2 separate regions of the Homo sapiens genome follow, and region 1 is linked to region 2. Evidence: chromatin contacts called from ENCODE Hi-C data. All regions are on one chromosome and are shown on one strand. The core of a region is the stretch at or near the end of the contact, and the rest is flanking DNA. Distances in the headings are between cores, read along the strand shown. Region 1 holds the start of PARD3B (par-3 family cell polarity regulator beta). Region 2 has its middle 170 kb from the start of ICOS.

The links. A loop is a pair of places that touch in the nucleus more often than their neighbours do. Pooled maps may share reads with other maps.
Region 1: a pooled map shows a loop between it and region 2 (3-fold over the local background). The contact joins the promoter of PARD3B here to the enhancer-like site in region 2. A Hi-C loop is called at or near these places in 1 of 168 maps with a recorded cell type or tissue (endothelial cell of umbilical vein) and 8 of 50 pooled maps.

The regions. Positions count from the first base shown.
Region 1 is chr2:204,543,734-204,548,263 of GRCh38, reverse strand. It overlaps PARD3B (par-3 family cell polarity regulator beta), which reads right to left and starts at 2,789. Exons shown (of 23, transcript NM_001302769.2): 1 at 2,145-2,789. The coding sequence starts at 2,264. RefSeq lists a silencer at 2,753-2,802.
Region 2 is chr2:204,107,922-204,112,196 of GRCh38, reverse strand. No RefSeq gene overlaps it. Among named protein-coding and RNA genes, the nearest start is that of ICOS, 170 kb to the right of the region's middle. Within about 2 kb of position 2,375, at least 13 of the 41 ENCODE cell types and tissues checked have a DNase peak (open chromatin) inside an H3K27ac peak, as active enhancers do; they include endothelial cell of umbilical vein, where a contact is called at or near this core.

The DNA.
Region 1 (4,530 bases), core at 1,540-4,039, 440 kb before region 2:
TGTTTTTCAAATTGAATTTTGACATTTCTGGCCTTTTCTCATTTAAAAAAAATGAATAAAAGCATGGAATTTGTTAGGGTATTTATTGACCTTTTAGTGCCATTATGAATACGATTTAATATTCGTTAAATCTTGTTATGATTACAATATTATTTAAAATAAAACTATGGGAGAAGAATACTTGGGGAGGGGAAAAATCATCACCTACTACTTCTTAAAATGAAATTTTAAAAGTGAAAATAAGAGGAAGGATTTATATGCTGCAGGTGACCTTTAAATGTCACATTCACTAATATATAAATGTAAACAGAAAAATATAAGTCTGGTAATAATAGTAAACTGATCAATGCAACTACATTGTTCTGTGATATTATAAGTTACGTTTCCATTCCAGAATGTCAATATTTTAACACCTTTTAAGATCAAATTATAGTGAATTAAATATCAGCTGGTTAGTTCTCTTCATGTTATTTACAAGCTTGTAGTTTATCTCTTACTTGGATAGCCCCCTGTACTAAACTTCTAAATATACAAGATTTGAGGGCATAAATTATTTAATAGTTAAAAAGTAACTTCAATTTGGTAAGACAATCCCTCAATGAGATCTATTTCAATAATCTGTCTGGAGTAATGTTGTTACTATTAATCTTAGCTCACTTTCAAAAGTTAGTGAAATATGATTTAATAGACAATTGGTTACTTGTTTAAACATCAGTTAACTGAATTACATGATTTAAACAGCAAACACTATTTTAACAATGGCAAACACATATGCACGTGCACACACACACATAACATTGCAGTTGATTTTCACACAGCTTTATAAACCACTTTAATTTTTTCCCTCCTCCACCTCAATTCCATCAGTAAAGAGTTCATCTTTAGGGGTTATATTTAATATATTAATAGACCTTTCATTGTACTCTCCTCCAGTTCTTGAGTATCCAAAGCAATATGCACATGTATCTGTCCAGAGCTGAATTTTTTTTCTGTATAATAATTCTTCATGGAGGCAAAGAAGGTGCAAGTATTTTCTTAAACCCCTAAGCTATACACTTGTAAGAAACAATTACTTTTATGCTTTGGATAACCGATAAGAAGTTAAAAGAAATTAAAACTTACGTTTTTCCATCACTAGATTGACCAACCCACTATTTTAGTCACATGGCACGAGACCAAATATTAAGAGAACCATTGGCCGCTAAAACAAGAATTTGTGACTTGCCCTGTTTGAGGAGCATTTGGGACATACAAAATGTTCCATGTGAAGATTCAAAAAATTAAAAGGTTATTCAATGCCTTCCTTTAAAAGTTTCACTGAGGAAGTCCCAGAGGCCCAATGTTACCCAAATACTTGGCATAAGTTCTAGTGCCAGATATTTTCTCAACATGTATTGCACACTTAAAAAAAATTGTCACTTAATTTATACTTGTTCCTGACTTCAGCTACAGAGCTAGGAACGTCTTTCTCATTTTAATAGTCACTCAGGACCTGACAACAGCCCACACACATAGTAAATGGTCATAGAATCTGTGACATTAAACTGAAAACACTCAAAATGTAGACAGGTTGGCTAAGCAAACAGCATGCTCCCACCTGTGTTCCTGCCCAAGTCACTGAGACAGGGCAGCTCACAAGGCTGAAACTCCAAAGGCCCCATCAGTTGTAACTTCCGAGTATGTGTCACTTGCACAATCAACTTTCTAACTCCAAGGAGCCTAAGTGAGGCGGGCCTTAATGGGTCAAAAATCACACTTAGGTGAGCAGCACCTTTTAAGACGTTCCCTCAAACAAGTTCTAAACCAGTGGTTCTCAAACTTCAGTGGGCATTCCAATCACCTGGGGATCTCGTTAAAGAGCAGATCCTGAGTCGGTGGGTTTGGAGAACTGCCCATATTGGGCAGTTCTAAGAAGCTCCCAAGAGATTCCAATGCTGCAGGTCCACTCACGACCCTCGGAGCTCAAGGCCCACAAACACCCAAAGACACCCACATCACTGATATTAGCAATAGACAACAGCTGCAGCTACAGGCAGTGCCCCATAATCCCCTGGGTTTTCTGCATCCCCTGAGTGTCGCCACCGGGTCGCACCTGGCAGGTGCCTTGGCTGCAGCCGCGCCCCACTCCTCCGCGCCGCGCTCACCTTCTCCCGGGTCTTCAGGTACCGCTGCAGCGCCTGCTGGGTGAGCTCGCCGACGCGCAGCTGGCCCTCCTTGCAGGGCACCACGATGCCCGTCCTGCCGAAGCACACGGTCACTTTCATCCTGGCCCCCGGCGACCACGCCGGGCCGGGCCGAACAGGTGTCTGACCCCGCGGGCGCAGCCCCCACTCTCGGAGGACGCCCGGGGCGGGTGGGCCCAGAGACCCGGGGCGCCGCTCCCCGGAACACCCTGAGGCCCGGAGGCTCGCGGCAGCGCCCCTTCCACCTGGCCAGGCGGCAGGTGGCGGGAATCGGGGAGGGGCGGCCGCGGAAAGGGGTTACCTCCCAGGTGCCCGGCGGCCCGGGACGCGGCAGCTCCGCGGCACCGGCTCCTCCTCCTCCTCCTCCCGCTCCTACTCCTGCCCGGCCCAGGCGGCTGCTCCGCGCCCACCAAAGCGAAACTGCCGGCCCTGCCCTGTCGCTGGTCCTGGCCCTGGCCCTGGCCCTGGCGGCGTTGGCAGGGCCGGCCCCAAGCCGGGGGCTGGAGTGGGCGGCGGCGGCGGCGGCGCACGGGGCCAGAGTTGGGAGGAAACTTTTGCGCCGGCTCCCAACTCCTCTGCGGCGCCCGCGCTCTGGGCTCCTGCGGTCCCGGCGACGGCCTGGGCCCGGCTCTTAAAGGGGCCGCGGCGCTCCCGGGCCCCGCCGCACGCTGGGCGACGACGTGCCCCGGCCCTGCGGGCCAGTAACTGGAGCCCGGGAGCCTCGTCTCGTCACCTGGGTCTCTCCCTGGCTCTCTCCCTCTCGCACGCATGCACACGGAGCTCTGGGGAGTTGTAAGGGGACCTGAGGGCTACACGCTCGAGGATTGAAACCGGATCTCAGAAAGAACACCCGAGGGAAGAGCGAGGAGACTGCAGAGCTGCGCCCTTCACAGGAGGGGACTGCAGCAAGATGCAAAAGGAGCCCAGGAGCAGGTGCTTCTAGTCACGCCCACCAAAAACACCCAAGGGGCGAGGCTGCCGGGTGCGGAGATGCAGGAGTGCCCCGAGGGCCTGTTAGGAACTCGCCTTAAGCACAGCCCGTGCCGCTGCCATCAGGAGCCCTGGGATAGCAGAGCTGAAGCGAACCTTGGAGAGAACGCGCCAGTGGAAACTTTTCCTTTTACAGACCCTCGAGGACACTGAGTATTTGGCCAAAGGTCACACCCAAGACCCAGATATGATCGCGTGTGTTGACACATAGCCTTCTGGAATGCGACTACCGTTGTGCATTTTATTAGGAAAAAAAAAAGTTAACACCCTTAGGCTCATGATTTGGCAGGTGTGTATCCATCACCAATTGAAATGGGAATATGTGGGGGAAACCAACAAATTACGTTAGTTTCATTCTTAGCTCTCATGTAAATGAGCTCCTTTGAGCTTAACAACTACCCGGTAGGTAGATATTATTCTTCGCATCTTGTGCATCAAGAATGGTGCTCGGAGAGGTCAAGAGACTGAGCAGACCATGGTGTTAGTTCTGTTGAAAAGAACTCAGGTCTTCTGAGCTCAATCTCTGGTCTCTCCCTGCAGTTTTCTTAGCCATCCAGTTCATCCAGCAAGACCCTCAGGGCTGCATCATGTGTTTCTCTACAGAAGGATGTGCTCCTATGTGGACACACTTAAATTGAACGTGAATTGCCTAGGATGGTATGATAATGCAGAGGAGATTAAATTCATGGGTTTCAAGAGGTTTTTTAAAAAAATAAATTTTAGCTCATTCATACATTCAGTAAGTATATATTGGTTGTCTTCTATGTATAGAAAGTCAGTGGCAAACCAAGAGGATCACGTAAACCAAGTCCATTGTAATTTGGTTGTAAATCCAATACAAACTAATTTACATTTAAATAAACCAAAGACAGAATTGATCACCTCATAAAATCAGAAGATCCAGAGGGCACTCCATTGAGGCAAGGTTGAAAGCAGGAACTCAAACTATGTCCTCAGGGGCCAGCTAGCTCTGTCCAGCTCTTAGCTCTATCTGTTCCTCAGTGTGGTCTCCATTCTCAGGCCAGCTCTCTTCAAAGGAGACACTTTATCCTCTTTTTAGAGATGAGGAGCTGAGGCCAAAGGAAGTTAAATGATTTAGTTAAAATCTCATTCTTAGAAAGTAGCAGAGGCTGGCTTAAAACCCAGGTCATCTGATTCCAGAGTCTTCATCGTAACTGCTGTGCTGTTTCTTACATGAGAAGTACCAATGAGTGAATCAAACAAACAAATAGATACTGATGCCGTGCATTAATGTGTGGCCCTCACTTTTAATATTCGGTATTTCATGGACCTATAGAATGGTACAGAGCAAAGATTTTCCACTGATGAAATAACTTTGCATGTTGCCATCCTTCCT
Region 2 (4,275 bases), core at 1,126-3,625:
TTGCTGTCCTTCTGCAAACATCCATTCAGAACGACATTGACAAGTGAATCTCTGCCAACTACCGTCTTGTAATCCACACTGCTCTTGTTTATGTGTGCAAATTCACTGTGGTTTGTTGCAGTTCTCTGCTCTGTAGAATCCATTGTAGCCCATCTTCATCTGAGCTCCTCTTTAACAGAGAGAGCCACGTGTGTCAGAATATCATATGGATGAAGTTTGACATCTTTATTCGTCTTCTATTTATGGGATGAACGTACAGTTAAAAGGTGGCTTGAGACCATCAAACCCACATCTAGCTGTGATCTAAGTGGAATTTAACGTAGGTCTCCTGAGGTGAAGGGAGAAATGAAGGAAAGAAATGAAGTGCCTGTTTCAATTTAATACTTTAGGCCAATTTTTTTTTTTAAGAGAAAAAAAATCAAAGGGCTGGGACCTTCCTTGGCCCCCTGAAGTTTTAGGGTTTCAGATGCTCAGAGATACAATCTGCACAATTTCTTGGCATCTGTTTTTTCCAGACAGTATATTACCACTATAAAGTAGCCTGAACAGTGGGGTCCTCCCTACTGGGGGCCCACTTCAAAGGCAATGTTTGATGTCCCCTGATGCTGCCTGTGGGTGAAAGCGCAGATTGTTGTGTTTCATTTATTAATTACTTAAAACAGAAAAATAAAAGCCAATTTTCTTCTAAATTTCTCTCTGTCTACTTTGAGTTAACATCCTCCAATCTGGTTTTTGTCATACACGAGTAATTTTAGTTCCAAATACTGGTATGATGTCATTATTTAACACCTTTTTATCTAAGGATATTGGCGTGTCTTGCAAAAGAGTATGTTGCTGCTTTGTCCTCTATTTAGAAAACAAACATTGAGAAACTAAGAGAGACCACTCCACTATTCCAAAATCACACCATACACATAGTTGGAGATAGGAAGAAAGCCCGGATTTCTTATTCAATTTCATCAGAAAAGGAGACGTCTTCCCAGAACACTGGCAACTCTGGAATCCCCCTGAAACCCAAAGAAGAAAAATGTCCCCCTACTTCCTCATGAACCAAATGTTCCACCAAGCTTTACTTAGAATTAGTTATTTCACTCCAAACCCGGTCTGCTTTTTGCTGAATATTTTCTCAAAACTAAAGCCAGTCAACAGAGTTCTCTCTGGTGTGAAGCAAAACAAAAACAATCCAAAGTTTTTATGTTGTCACCAGACAAAAATTTGCTAAGAACAAGCAGAAATGAGGAGTTAATGGATCCCATATGTGGCCACTAACATAGGTTTATGAGATTTTCCAAGAGATTTCTGAAGATTCCTATAGCACAAAGGAAGATCAAACAGCCACTTTCCTGTCAAACAGGGCAAAAAATGCTCCATCCATAGTTCCCCCTGCATTTATTTTGGTAAACCTGGAAAGAAAAGGTGGCTGCAATATCTGCCTTACAGGGAGCTGACCACAACATGTGGTATACTGGAGCAGGAAAGAAGGTCCTTAAAGACGTCACCTGTGTCCTCACAGCACAAGCAGACCTGCCCTTAGAGCCCACTGCTTGGTATGAGATGTAGCCTCTGGGGGAGGGCTGAGCAACGGAGAGGGAGAGCTGGACAATTTTCTTCATCCGGGAAAATTGCACACACACAAAAATAGCTGCTTTCTTCAAATGTCAATCAGCTCCTTCAAGTTTCAAGCTTCACTGAGGGGTCAGAAGAGGCATTTCCTCTACACATATTTCAGTATCACATCGGGACGTTCAGCCACACACAGCTTCCGGCACGGGGGCTGTGGTTGTGTTGGAGTTAACCACACAGGGCACAGGGTGAGGGAGTTGTCGTTGTTGTTCTTGTTTCTGTTGTTGTGATGGAGGCGGGGCAGCTGGTGGGGTTAAAACGGTTTCCATTATTATTATTTTCTTTCCCCCTTTGTGTGCTATGAACTCTGAACTAGACAAATGAGAACTATCTCCCCTGTTATTAGTAGAATGTCTTCTGTGAGCAAATTCCAACCACTAGAATGTCCGTGTGAACTGCAAAGGCAACCACAACAGTTTTGGAAACTGGGGATGATTGTGGGGCTCCTGGACCGCTGCCCTCCGCCCTGCAGCAGGGAAACAGAACACCCTAGACAGGTGGGGAAGGAGTGGATGGGGGTGAGTCTGCAGGAGAGGAAGCCTGGCCGAAATGTGCTTTTGGATAAAATGTCCCGATTAACCAAGAGCACACAAAATGTGCAGACTGGCAGCACAAGGCCTTAAGCACCCGCAAAGCACGCTGAGTCTTTGGGCTGCTCTGTGACAGGGAGATGTGTTTACCCCAGACAAGTTCACCAGTCCGACAGCCGCCTGAGGCCAGTTGGAGAGGAGGTTGAAATGTTCCACAGTGTGAAGAGTCAGCGCGATCTGTAGAGATAATGGAGCATTCGGTTTGACATCCAAAACTGGTGTATCCAGGAGGAGCGGGATTCTTGCTGGGAGGAGAGACAGTAATTGTTTTTAGCAAGACAGATAAGACATTCCGGTTTCTGTAGATTCCTCCCCAACCAGGAAACAACTGCCTCCAATGTCAGTGCTAAATATTGAAATCAAGGTGTGCAAATGCCTCAGCTTCTCTCCACCGCCTGCTGCATGATTACTTTCAAATAAGAATGTCCTTCCTTCTTAATTTTACACTTAGATAGGTAAAAACATCATCAATTTTAGCAGACTGTTTAGTTTTAATCTGATCAAAACAATCATTCACTAAGAACCTTCTAAGAGATTATAGGAAACATTAATTGTGTAGCTGGACTGGGATACGACTGGAGGGAGGCTTGTAAATAAATCCTAGGACTTGAGTCCAAGAAATATAAAAGGAGAGAGAACACAGAAGCTAGTGCAGATAGATGCCTGATGTCTCCTTTTAGGTGAGAGCATAGAAACATGTAGAGCTTGTTTCCTCTGAGGTTAGATACCGTTTAGTCCTTCCTTGGGTATTCCCATTTACGGCTGTGGTCAAGTGAATCAGCCACAGACGTTACTATTACTTAAAAAGAAAACCATTTTCTCTACATTGGTGCTAGTTCCAAATTGTGTCTGTGTGATCGTCCCTCCCTCAGCCATCTCATTTCCAGGGCTGACAAATATTTAGCCTACATAAATACACATTTGGGGAGATCCTACGCCATTTCTCCCTCCTCGTGACCCAACTCGTATTCTTCAAAACATCAAACAAAACAATTCGCAGAATAAAGTTGCCTTCCGAAAGAGGGATTTCCCCCTCCAGTTTCCCTCCCACTTCCACTAGGTCAGTCTGTCTTTCTTCCCTCCTACTCTCCTATACCCCTTCACCCTCCCCAGCAAACTCTGGAAAAACAGTAGTAACTAACATTTGTGCCTTTGGCAATAAAACCACAGGCCTCACAAACCCCAAATGGCAAAAAGACATTTCCATTCCAATCCCAGTTTTAAATTAAACTGTAATGAAAAATCAGCAGTGGCAGCTGGGACCAGAGACACTGATTGTCTCTAGGAACAAAAAGGAGGGGAACAGAGGGGGAGAGGAAAAAGAAAAGAGACTGCAAGGAAGCCTCGCTCTGGTAATAAAGCAGCTGGTAAACCTTCAAGTAAAAAGAAATTAGAAAAACAAATCTAGTGCAGAGACAAGCAAAGATGGCTGTTTTCCTCTACAATCACAGTGAGGCAGACCACAAATCACCCTCCACTTTATGAATGGACAGGAGGGGGTGGGGTGGGAGGGAAGATGAGTGGGCCTGTGCTGACACCTGGAGGAAGATTAGGGAAATTCTCGGGGGGTTGGTCCCACCCCCACATTCCGTGAATGAGTGGGGATTTTGGCTTTCTCAGTGGTCATAGTCAATACTGAGGCTACAAGGAAAAATAAGAAGACCTCATTGCCTTCTTAAAAAATATTTTTAATTGATAAATAATAATTGTACATATTTTTGGTGTACATGTGATACTTTCATACATGTATACAATGTGTAATGATCAAATCAGGGCATTTAGGATATCTAAACCTTAAATTTTTATCATTTCTTTGTGTTGAGAACATTTTAAAACTTCTTTTCTAGGTATTACAAAATATACACTATTTTATTCTTTATCAGAAAAAAAATGCATTGAAGAAACCATTTGACTTCAACATGAGGGTTAGAACAATTCATGTAGCTAAACTGAACCCAACTGCGCAGGCTTAACTTTGATTTTAAAAAATACATGGCACAGGTATCTTCATCAGACATGAGAAAAGAATACAGCATTTGAGTATTTCATTCTATAGTCTTTA